Regions from separate parts of the Mus musculus genome. Here region 2 is linked to region 1. A link is a loop called in an ENCODE intact Hi-C map of the cell type or tissue named here. Cell type or tissue: heart. All regions are shown on one strand. Each heading gives the region's core, and the rest is flanking DNA. Links, peaks and the distances in the headings are about the cores only. Region 1 overlaps Mmp17 (matrix metallopeptidase 17). Region 2 holds the start of Phkg1 (phosphorylase kinase gamma 1).

Region 1 (5,372 bases), core at 224-5,223:
CTGGTAAAGGCTGTTAGAACTGTCATCTCTGCATCAAGTTTTCCCTGAGTCCTCATTCTGAACGCGCTTTCTGGGTATGAGTTGGGTGTCATCGTTTAAGCCTATAATCTTAGCACTTGGGAGGCTGAGGCAGGAGGATTGCAGCACATTTGAAGCCTACCTTGGCTAGAGAGCAAGACCCTGTGTGCAAAAAAGAGAAAGCAGCTGGGCTGGGGAGATGCTCGATTGGCAAAGTGTTTGCAACTGAAGCATGAAGTCCCAAGATTGATCCCTTGAATGTATAAACAAGCTGGCCTTGGTGGTGTGCACTTGTAATTCCGTCCACTGTCAGGAAGGCAGAGATGGGAGTATCCGTGGGGCTCCCTGGGCGTAGCCCAACCTAATCAAGGAGAGACCCTGCCTCAGAAACCAGGGTGGATCTGAGGAATGACTTCTGAGGTGGTCCCCTGGCTTCCACATGCACACACACATACATATGCACGCACAGGTACTTGCATTCATACACTGACAGGCATGCACACACATCAAAACCAAGCCAGCAAACAACATTTAACCCCCAAAAGCCAAATCTCCAATTGCCCACAAAAAAAAGTATCCAAGACGCTGGCCCGGTGAGATGGACCAGGAGATCCAGTGCTTGCTGTGTGTTTGATCATCTGAGCTCCGTCCCCAGAACTCAGATAAACATTGGACTGCTCTGAGTTGTCCTCTGATCTCCACATGTGCACGCTGTGACACAGGCACAGCTACCATGCCCACAGTAATGATAAAATAAGTTTAGCAATAAAAATACAGGTGGCAGACTAGGTGGCTCTCACAGGAGAAGGGCTTGGCCTGACAGCCCGAGTTCCATAACACACGACAGAAGGAGAGAACCGACTTCTGCAGGCTGTCCTCTGATCTGTACACCATGGATCATGTGCCCTATCCCCTAAATCTAACAAACTGTCAGAGCCGGCATTGTACAATGCTATCTATCCTTAGAACGGAACCCCCGTCTTCATAGGATCAGCTGTGTACAAGACCATCACAGCTGGCTATGTAGAATGTCAATACTCCCTCCTAAATAGGTGGTGGTAGGGAGGTCATTGGAGCGTTGCTGGAGTATCCAGCCATTCTTCCTAGCCATTTGTATATAGTTCTGCTCTAATTTCATGGGAAAAGACTAGAGTTCATACGCTAGAGAAGACTAGAGGGAGTTGAATCCATACTGGATACAAACCTTCCAGAACAGCTGTTTGGGGTCTCTTGTGCCCCTACCCATAACCCCTCACCCATACTTTCTAAGTCTCATAAACTTATTGGTGCCCAAAGGGGAAACTTTGAAGGAAACAAACTTTGAAGGAAACAGCCACACCACCCTCAAGGCAGCCAGCTGTTTTTGGACACTGGGCCCACTATGCAAACACCCAAGCAGCTGCCATGGCTGTAAGCTGAAGACTTGCTCCAGTCGTGAGTGCTCCAGACAACCCCACTAGCTTGGGAACAAGCACTGTGAGCCTGACAAGCTTGGTGAACTCTGATGACCTTGGGACAATTTCACCCAGGCCAGAGCAGGAGCACTTCCTGGTGGTCCCTCAGAGAGCCTGTGATTCGACACAAACGTGGTCCTTTTGTTGAAGGGCTGCCGGGATTGGTGCAAAAAGCCTTGTCATACCTGTTCTCTCTATGTGAGCAGACTGAGGTTCACATTCCAGTTAGTGAGGATGAATCCCTCTGTGGCACTCTCTGATATTGCATTATCAGGCCTAAAAGGACTCTCTCTCTCTCTCTCTCTCTCTCTCTCTCTCTCTCTCTCTCTCTCTCTCCTTCCTTCCTTCCTTCTTTCTTTCTCTCTCTCTTTCTTTTTCCTTCCTTCTTTCTTCCTTCCTTCCTCTCTCCCCTTCTTTTCTTTTCCTTTCTTTCTTTTTTCTTTTTCTTTCTTTCTTTCTTTCTTTCTTTCTTTCTTTCTTTCTTTCTTTCTTTCTTTCTTTCTCTTTCTCTTTCCTCTCTCTCTCTCTTTCTTTCTTTTCCTTCCTCCCTCTCCCTCTCCCTCTCCCTCTCCCTCTCCCTCTCCCTCTCCCTCTCCCTCTCCCTCTCCCTCTCCCTCTCCCTCTCCCTCCCTCCCTCTCTCTCTCTCTCAACCAGAAGTCGGGTAGGCTGAGCTGCTATCATAAATGAGGGAGCTGGGCTAAGAGTTGAGGCTGACGATTATGGGAAACACCAGAGAGAGAAAAACTGCTGCCAAGATTTCCTGAGAGCCATCAAGCTGAGAGGGCCATCCTAGGCCAGAGACTTGTCACTACCCAGCTGCTGAGAGCTGTGACATGGAGTTGTCACAGTAGCTTGAAGCTCCCATTCAGGAGCTGCTCACCTGCCTACTGCTGCTGCCATCTGCTGGAGCCACTGGTTAAAGCAGAGAAGTAGCCTTTTGAGTTTTTTGGCTTTGACAACAGGAGCCATAGGCTTCTCAGAGCTTGGAGCTATAAGCTTCTGGGTCCCTCAGTCTAACTCCAATAAAGAGTTGAGGAGGACTGTCAGAGCTGGAAGATAGTCTCAGCTACTTTATTGGGTAGAAAAGAAAAAAGCATAGCTCAGCTGACTGGTAGCAAACATAAATGCTTAGCATGTAAGCGTTATATATGCTTATAGATTCTACTTATACTCTGCCTGGTTTTAGTAATGTTTGTTGAGTGAAGAACTGAATGCTAGGACAGCTATAGGATGTCCGGGCCAAACAGGGACTCCAGTACAGAGACGTTAATGAAGACAGTAACCAGAGGTACCAGCTCTACAATGGCCTAGACCAGTGGTCCTCAACCAGTGGGTTGAGACCCTTTTTTGAGGATGGCATATCAGATATTTACATTATGATTCATAACAGTAGCAAGATTACAGTTATGAAGTAGCAACGAAAATAATTTTGTGCTTGGGTGGATTGGGGGGGGGGCGATGTCACCACAACATCATTAATGGGTCTCAGCATTAAGAAGGTTGAGAACCACTGTTCTAGACACCAATATGCAGGAGGTCCCTAAGGCACAAACAAGGAGAAAGACACGAACTGGAACAGATGAAGAAAGACAGCAACAGGAGAGACTGAGACAACTGGAGACACCGGCCTATAGAGAACACTGTGGCCACAGCTGAGACCCAAGACCCTGGGGGTTGGGAGGAGGCTCTTGCTGGGACAGCCCTGGAAGATGCTGCCAGTGCCCTGGGAGCCCAGCATCCTGTGGTCTCACTCTCAAGATCTAACCTGCCAGGGGCCTGGGCAGCAGGGAGAGAGCCCTGAGCCTGCAGGTCAGGCATTCACTGTGTGCCAGGGTTTACAAACTTGCCGCCCCTTGGTTCTCAGTTCTCTCATCTGGAACAGCTGCCTCTACTCTCTCAGGGTTGCTCCAGGATTCAGGTGAGTGTATCTTTGCAGCACCTCGAGCACACAAGCTGTTAACTGTGGCTGTTCTTGGGATGACCCCAGCAGTGTGACCCTGGTCTCGTTCCTGATGCTTTTGCTTGGCTTGGCATGATAGCCTACCTTCCTATATATCAAGGACTATATTGAGCCATCCCAGTCCTTCAAGTTGGCAAACTGATCCCAAGGTAGTAGGGCTGGAATTGTTTAGGGACAGGAGAGAATGTGAAACATGGCCCATGGGATGGTTTTTTGCTATTGTTGTTTTTGTTTGTTTGTTTGGTTGGTTTTGGTTTTTGGAGACAGGGTTTCTCTGTATAGCCCTGGCTGTCCTGGAACTCACTTTGTAGACCAGGCTGGCCTTGAACTCAGAAATCCATCTGCCTCTGCCTCCCAAGTACTGGAATTAAAGGTGTGCGCCACCACCGCCTGGCTGTTGTTTTTTAAAGACAGGGTCTCACTATGTAGCCCTGACTGAACTGGAACTCACTATGCAGCCAGTGTTAGCTCAGAGCTCACAGACAGCCACCTGCCTCTGCTTCCAAGTGCTGAGCATGTACCACGATACCTTGCAGAATGGTATCTTTTATCAAGAAAAAAAAATCACGTCATTTATTTTGTGTGGGTGTGGCAATGTGTCCCACATGACACATATGAAGGTCCTAGGTCAGCATGGGGGTGTTTGCTCTCTCCTTCCACCACGGGAGTCCTGAATTCAAGTCTTCAGGCTCAATGGCAGGGGCTGAACCATCTTGCCAGCCCAGGGTAGGACACTGAAGGACTCACAGTATCCTCTGCCTGGCCTGTACAGAGGTGCGTGCAGCAACATCATAAAACACAGGGGTCCCAGCAGAGCATGGCCCTGTCCAGTTGCAGAGCACAACCCGGCAGGAGCCCATGCATTGGCACCTACGTGCTCTGCTCTCCCTGGGAGACCCCTGGCTGCAGGAATGGAAAGGGGCAGGCAGGGTATGGGGGGGGGGCATTGAGAAAACGCTGAACCTTGCAGAGAGGCTATACAGGCTCTGACTGGACTCCCAGCCACCAGCAACATGGAAAAAAGCCAGGTCAGATAAAGACGTCATGCCTTGTTGTAAAATGAGAATTGGGTAGGCTGTGACCTGGCCCTTGAAGCCACACAGGGGTTCCTTGATCCTCTTCCCAAACACAGAGCACGTGTTTGCTTATAAGGCTCAAGAGCCCATGACTACCCTTGATGGCTACTAGGCCCTCCCTGGATGGTGCGAGTCCTCAGACCTCTTTCCTGGAGTTTCACCGTGGTCACAGGAGGGCCATCCACCTAAGTGCAGAGGGCCAGCTCAGCCCAGGACTCACAGACCACAGAAGTCAGAATGACAGAGAAATATGTGTTTAGCCACAACTTGTCTAGAAAGGGACACCATGTGGTGTCACGCCAGACGTTGCCGCAGGCTGTGGTCTCCGGAAGCTTCAGGTAGGCTGATCAGATGCAGAGGTTGGGTAGGAGTCAGCATTTGGGAAACCTGGCACTGGGTTAGCTTTTTGCCCGGAGAGAAGGTGATCGGGATGATGAAGGAGGCTCAAAATAGATGATAGCCTGGAATTCCCGAGGTTTTCTGGAGAGCACGCCTCAGGGGGAGTCATATCCCATAGGAAGCATGGGACAGTACGTGCCCAGAGTCTGCATCATATCCAGCAGCCTGTGGGCGGGGCAGATGCTCTTATGTTCTTCCTGAAGCCTCTGTAAGGGCAGCGACATCATAAACCACAGGGGCCCCAGCAATGCATTCTGTCCAACTGCAGAGCGAAGCCTGCAGGAATCCATGCATTATTAGCACCCAATCTGTTCTGCTCTCCCTGCAAGACCTCCGAATGCAGCAATGGAGGCAGGCAGGGCATGGGAGGGCAGTTCAGAGAACTCTGTTCCCACTGACCATTTAGCCCAAGACCAGAGGTACAGAGAATTTTGGGGGTGGTGGTGGGGGAGTTGTACAGGAGG
Region 2 (5,372 bases), core at 211-5,210, 270 kb before region 1:
CCTGAAATGGTGGTGTTGGGTGTCTTCTAACTTAAACTTGTCTTTTTTTTTTTTTTTAATAGGTTTAATGTAATCAAGAAATTCAAGCTGAAGAGATGTAACATTGGTTCTGTATAATTGATAGTACAAGTGTGGACCCTTATATTTCTAACAGTTCATTGCTTTGGAATGGCCGTGAAAGAGATCTAACTGTGGATGCTTACTGAGGCTTGTATGTAGTGTTGGTTACTGGGGAAGTGTTTGGCCTCCTTGGACTGTGTTGTGATTGTGAGTTAAAAAAAATAAATTGGTTATTCTGAAGTGTGTGGTAGCGTCCTTATTGTGTGTGCCTGGTGAACATAGTAGCATCCTAAGAGAAGCCATTCTCTATGCCTGTCATTCGTCTAGTCCAGAGGTGCTCAGCCTTCCTAGTGCTCTGGCCTTTTAATACAGTTCCTCATCAAAAACACAGCTTTCTGATCTGGAGGCATCGAATCTAGGAAAAGCTTAGGCCCAGGTAAAGTGGTACATGCTTTTAATCCCAGGAGACAGAGATATATATATATATATTTTTTAACTTTGATCACATGCTAATTGTGATGTGTCAGGGAGCTGGTGTGATACTCAGCTGCAGCAGGCTTGTCTAGTATTCACCAGGCTTGAGTCCTGTCTTCAGCCATGCCAACAAACCAAGTAGCTAAGTAAGTGGTAAGCAGGTAGACATTACTGAGACCTCCGATGGCCACGTGACACTGCGTGTCTGCATGGAGGCAGCGTACGCAAGCCGTTGGGTCTCCCTATATAGTCCAGATCTGTGTAAATGGCCTATCCTGCCTCAGCCTCCCAAGTGCTGGGATTAGAGGCTTGTGCCACCATACCCAGTTAAAAACCATCCTGTAGCCAGGCGTGGTAGTGCACACTTAATCACAGCTCTGGGATCACAGCCGGTGGATCCCTGAGAGTCTGAGGCTGGCCGGGTCTACAGGGTGAGCTCCAGGACAGCTGGGGCTACACAGAGAACCCTGTCCCACACAAAAACCAGCCAAACATCAACAACAAAAACATGGAGTTCAATTCCCAGCAACTACATGGTGGCTCACAAACCATCTGTAATGGCATCCGATGCCCTCCTCTGGTATGTCTAAAGACAGCTACAGTGTACTCACATACATAAAATAAAAAACTTAAAAAAAAAAAGTCATGCTTGGTGTTGCACCCTATAGTGCCAACACACAAGCAGAAGCAGGAGTGCAAGTGTGGAGGCCTCTTGGTCTGCACGGTTTCTGGGTCGTCAGAGTTGTGTAATAAGAGTCTTGTCTTCACTGGGCAATGGTAGCACACGAGTTTAATCCCAGCACTTGGGAGGCAGAGGAGGCAGGCAAATTTCTGAGTTCAAGGCCACCCTGGTCTACAGAGTGAATTCCAATACAGCCAGGACTATACAGAGAAACCCTATCTCCAAATAAAAGACTCTTGTCTTCAAAAAATAACAATGTATTCCTTTCAAAGCTGGTGTTGCCAGGCTGGAGAGATGCATGGCTCATGTGAAGAGCACTTGCTACTCTTTCAGAGGACCTGAGTTCAGTTTTCCATACTCATAGTGGCTATAATGGTCTGTAACTCCAGTTCTGGGGGGGGGGGTCTAATGCCCTCGCTGATGTCTGAGCATATAAGACATTCCTGTATTACAGATACATACTGCCAGCAAAAGACTCATACACATAAAATCGCAAAAAAAACAGGGCTAGAGAACCTGGCTCATTCCTTAAGATCATAAACTGCTTTTCCAGAATTCGATCTCCAGCACCCATGTAGCAAACAACCAGCTATAATTCCAGCTGCAGAAAAACCCAACACCTGGCTTGGGCAGGCACTAATACTCATATCCACATACAGATAGATATGCTGTGATGGTTTGTATATGCTTGGTCTGGGGAGTGGCACTATTAGGAGGTGTGGGAGGGGAGAGGGGGTAGAGAAAAAAAAGTTGCCTTGATCATGGTGTCTGTTCACAGCAGTAAAGCCCTAACTAAGAAATACACACTCATACACATAATTAAAAGTTTGCTTGTTTGTCTTTGGTTTCTCCAGACCAGGTTTCTATGTCTAACTCTGGCTGTTGTGGAAATCACTCAAACTCAAAAGATCTACCTGCCTCTGCCTCCTAAGTGTTCTCCAACACATTGGCTCAGCAAAAGCCAATATTTAAAAAAAACCAAAAGGCTTTGTCTCCTCTGAGCCATTTGCTTTATCCCTGCCACATGTGCTTTCCCCAGGCTCCGCCAGGTGTCACCCCTGATGTAGTTCTGCCCCAGGCCTAGCCCTGCTGGACCTTGGCCTGCATCCCAGGTTTGCAGTTGTGATTTATTTTTGGCAGGCCAGCCTTCCATCACCAAGTACCAAAGTTCCGCAAGAGGAGCAAGACAGCAACTCCAATAAGTGTCTGCTCAGGACACAGCTTCAGCCCTTTGTGGTCTGCTGTCTCCCAAGGGCTCCAGGACCTTTGGAATTCTTGTCACTTCCATTCAAGGGCCTACAAGGACCTCACGGTGAGTAGCCAGGCAGTAGATGGGAGCAATGGGGTTGTGAGGCAAAGACAGGAACCCCTTCCAGGTCTGTTTGACCCATTTCCCCTTAATCCTGGGAGAGCACGGATTCTCAGAGCACCTGTCAGGCAGTTACCTACAGATCATGGATCGGTTGTGTTCTCTGATTAGCTTTCTGGGATATCAAATTCCAAAACATTAGACTATCTATTCTCATTTAGAACACCTCCACACCCCTAGGGAGTCTTGGAACAAGTGTCAGGGGATAATGAAACAGTAAATCCAGATCCATGGTTGGCTCAAGTCAGGCCTTAAGAACAGGGAGATGGACACACGTATATTATCAGAAAGGGTAAACACAGCCAGAATTTGACCAGCCTGGCTCAGGCTGGCATCCTGGTGTGAGCCAAGAATTGCTCTGAACTCAATCACGCAAGGGATCTGCTGTGCCTAGATAATAAGTGAGGGGCATTACATGCCCATCTTGGGCCTTTAGAATGGCCTTTCAGCAAACAGGCTTGTTTTTCAAGGCATACTAACACCTTCAGGCTCTGTTGGCTGTTGATAGGGTCAGCACACAGGCCTGTTTCCTGCTATTGGCAAAGGAGACAGTTGTTATTCTAAACCTTCTTCTGGTAACCAGGCACCCAGTCGCTGGACACCAGGCTTCCTGCAAAGGCCAGCTTGAGGCAGCCAGCACTGCCGCTTGGCTGGTCAGCAAATTGGGCCCCTTGGGAGACCAAGCTTTCTTGGAAGTGGACATGAAGCATGTACCCTTTGCCTGCTTGCCTCTTCCTATTGCTGGGTGATTTTTCTGCCTTTCTCAAACCCTGGGTCTGGAGCAGGAATTCAGTTTCCTGGTAGGAGCCTCTATGTCCCTGGAACAAGATAGGCCAGCTTAGCTTCTCCACATCCAAGATTGAGCACCCTGACTCAGGGCTGTGGGGGATGTGGTGCGGTGGCGGTGGGGGTGGGGCATAGCTCAGCTCAGTCAGTGGCAGAGTGCTTGCCTAGCATACTCAACACCCTGGGTTTTATCCCTAGCACCTAAAGATAAAAATAAGACGGGCTGGAGAGATGGCTCGGTGGTTAAGAACACTGGCTGCTCTTCCAGAGGACCTGGGTTCAATCCCAGCCCCCACGTGGCAGCTCATTACTGCCCTCGGCTCCAGTTCCAGGGGATCCGACACCTTCACACAGATACCATGACACATAAAATTAAATTTTTTTTTTAAAGCAAAGTAGAAATAAGAGTAACCGACTCATGCCAGGCATGGAGACACATGCCTTTGATGACAGCACTAGGAATGCAGAGGCACAAAGATCTATTTATCTATGAGTTTTAGGCCAGCCAGGGCAACATAGTGAGACCCTGTCTCAAAAGGAAAAAAACAAAAAAAAAACAAAAAAAACCTTACAGTGTTGTCCACTCTGCTCCAGGACTACTGGGGTCTTGCTTGCCATTGCTAGGTAGGATCTACGGTATCCATCAGCTAAGACTTATACAGTGCATCACCTGTCCATTGAATCATACCCAGCACTTGCCACACACCGGTGCTGGGCAGAAGGCACAGAGACATCTAAGCATCACAGTCTAATGGGAGGTTATAGCAGAGGCTGAGACCAAGCATTACTCGTCCAGCTCCAGTACAGAGCTTGGCTTTTTTTTTTTTTTTAAGTAAGATTATCTTGATTTTACATGTATGACTGTTCTATGTGTGCACCACATGTCTGCCTGGTCCTGATAGAGGCCAGCAGAGGGCACCTCATTCCCTGGAACTAGAATTATAGATGGTTGTGAGCTGCTCTGTGGGTGCTGGGAATTTGAACCTGGGCCGCTGAAACAGCAGCCAGTGCTTGTAGCCACTAAGCTTTTTTTCAATATCCAGCTGCCCTCACTCCCCCTTTTTTTATTGATACAAGGTCTCATGTAGCCCTGGCTGGCCTAGAACTTGCTATATAGATCTCACTAGCTACTAGGTCTGTTTTCTTCTTCTTTTCCTTCCTTCCTTCCTCCCTCCCTCCCTCCCTCCCCCCCTCTCTCTCTCTTTCTTTCTTTCTTTCTTTCTTTCTTTCTTTCTTTCTTTCTTTCTTTCTTTGTTTCTTTCTCTCTCTTCTTTCTTTCCTCTCTCTCTCTCTCTTTCTGTTATTTAAGACAGTGTCTTCTTATCTCACCTTGGTGACTAGGCTGGCCTGGAACATACAGAGATCTGCCTGTCTGCTGTGCCCAGCATACCCCCAGTGTTTAGCTTATTTCATGGCTATTAGCCAAGAGTGATGATAGCCCATGCCTGTAAACCTAATGGCAGGAGAATCACAAGCTTTAGGGTTAGCTGGGCTACGTAATTAATCTTAATTGTAAGCCAGCCTGGGCTGTAGAGTGAGGTCTAGCTCAACAATGGGCTTTTTAATATTTATCTTTCCCCAGCTTTCTGGCCCACTCCCATTCTTAGAAGTGTCTTTCTCCCGGGCGGTGGTGCATGCCTTTAATCCCAGCACTTGGGAGGCAGAGGCAGGCAGATTTCTGAGTTCCAGGCCAGCCTGGTCGACAGAGTGAGTTCCAGGACAGACAGGGCTACACAGAGAAACCCTGTCTTGTCGAAACCACTGTCTCCTGTGTGAGATACGTTTCGAACCGGAGCTCCACCATTATGGCTCCACCATGTGGTCGACACCTCTGTCTCCTGCGGGAGATATGTGTCCGACCCGGAGTTCATTAAACTACCTCATGCTTTTACATCAAAAAAAAAAAAAAAAAAAAGAAACCCTGTCTTGGAAAAAAAAAGTGTCTTTCTTTTTCTCAATAAGCTGTCTCTATTCCCTTAGAAAACAAAACACAGGGGAGGG

What was found. A loop is a pair of places that touch in the nucleus more often than their neighbours do. Peaks named below come from ENCODE experiments on the same cell type or tissue, not always from the same donor. Only the 100,000 strongest peaks of a DNase experiment are listed, where the experiment ranks them.
Region 2: a loop joins it to region 1, with 9 times the contacts of the local background. A loop is called at or near these places in 8 of 42 quality-filtered maps.

The regions. Positions count from the first base shown.
Region 1 is chr5:129,608,251-129,613,622 of GRCm38, reverse strand. Mmp17 (matrix metallopeptidase 17) reads right to left here. Exons shown (of 10, transcript NM_011846.5): 10 at 4,469-5,372. Among named protein-coding and RNA genes, the nearest start is that of Mmp17, 27 kb to the right of the region's middle. In heart, for the core only: a CTCF peak has its summit at 2,372 (motif pointing left); no DNase peak of the experiment used is centred there.
Region 2 is chr5:129,876,087-129,881,458 of GRCm38, reverse strand. It overlaps Phkg1 (phosphorylase kinase gamma 1), which reads left to right and starts at 2,371. Exons shown (of 10, transcript NM_011079.3): 1 at 2,371-2,528. It overlaps Chchd2 (coiled-coil-helix-coiled-coil-helix domain containing 2), which reads left to right. Exons shown (of 4, transcript NM_024166.6): 4 at 63-298. The coding sequence ends at 73. In heart, for the core only: a CTCF peak has its summit at 2,264; DNase peaks (open chromatin) are centred at 2,318 and 3,218.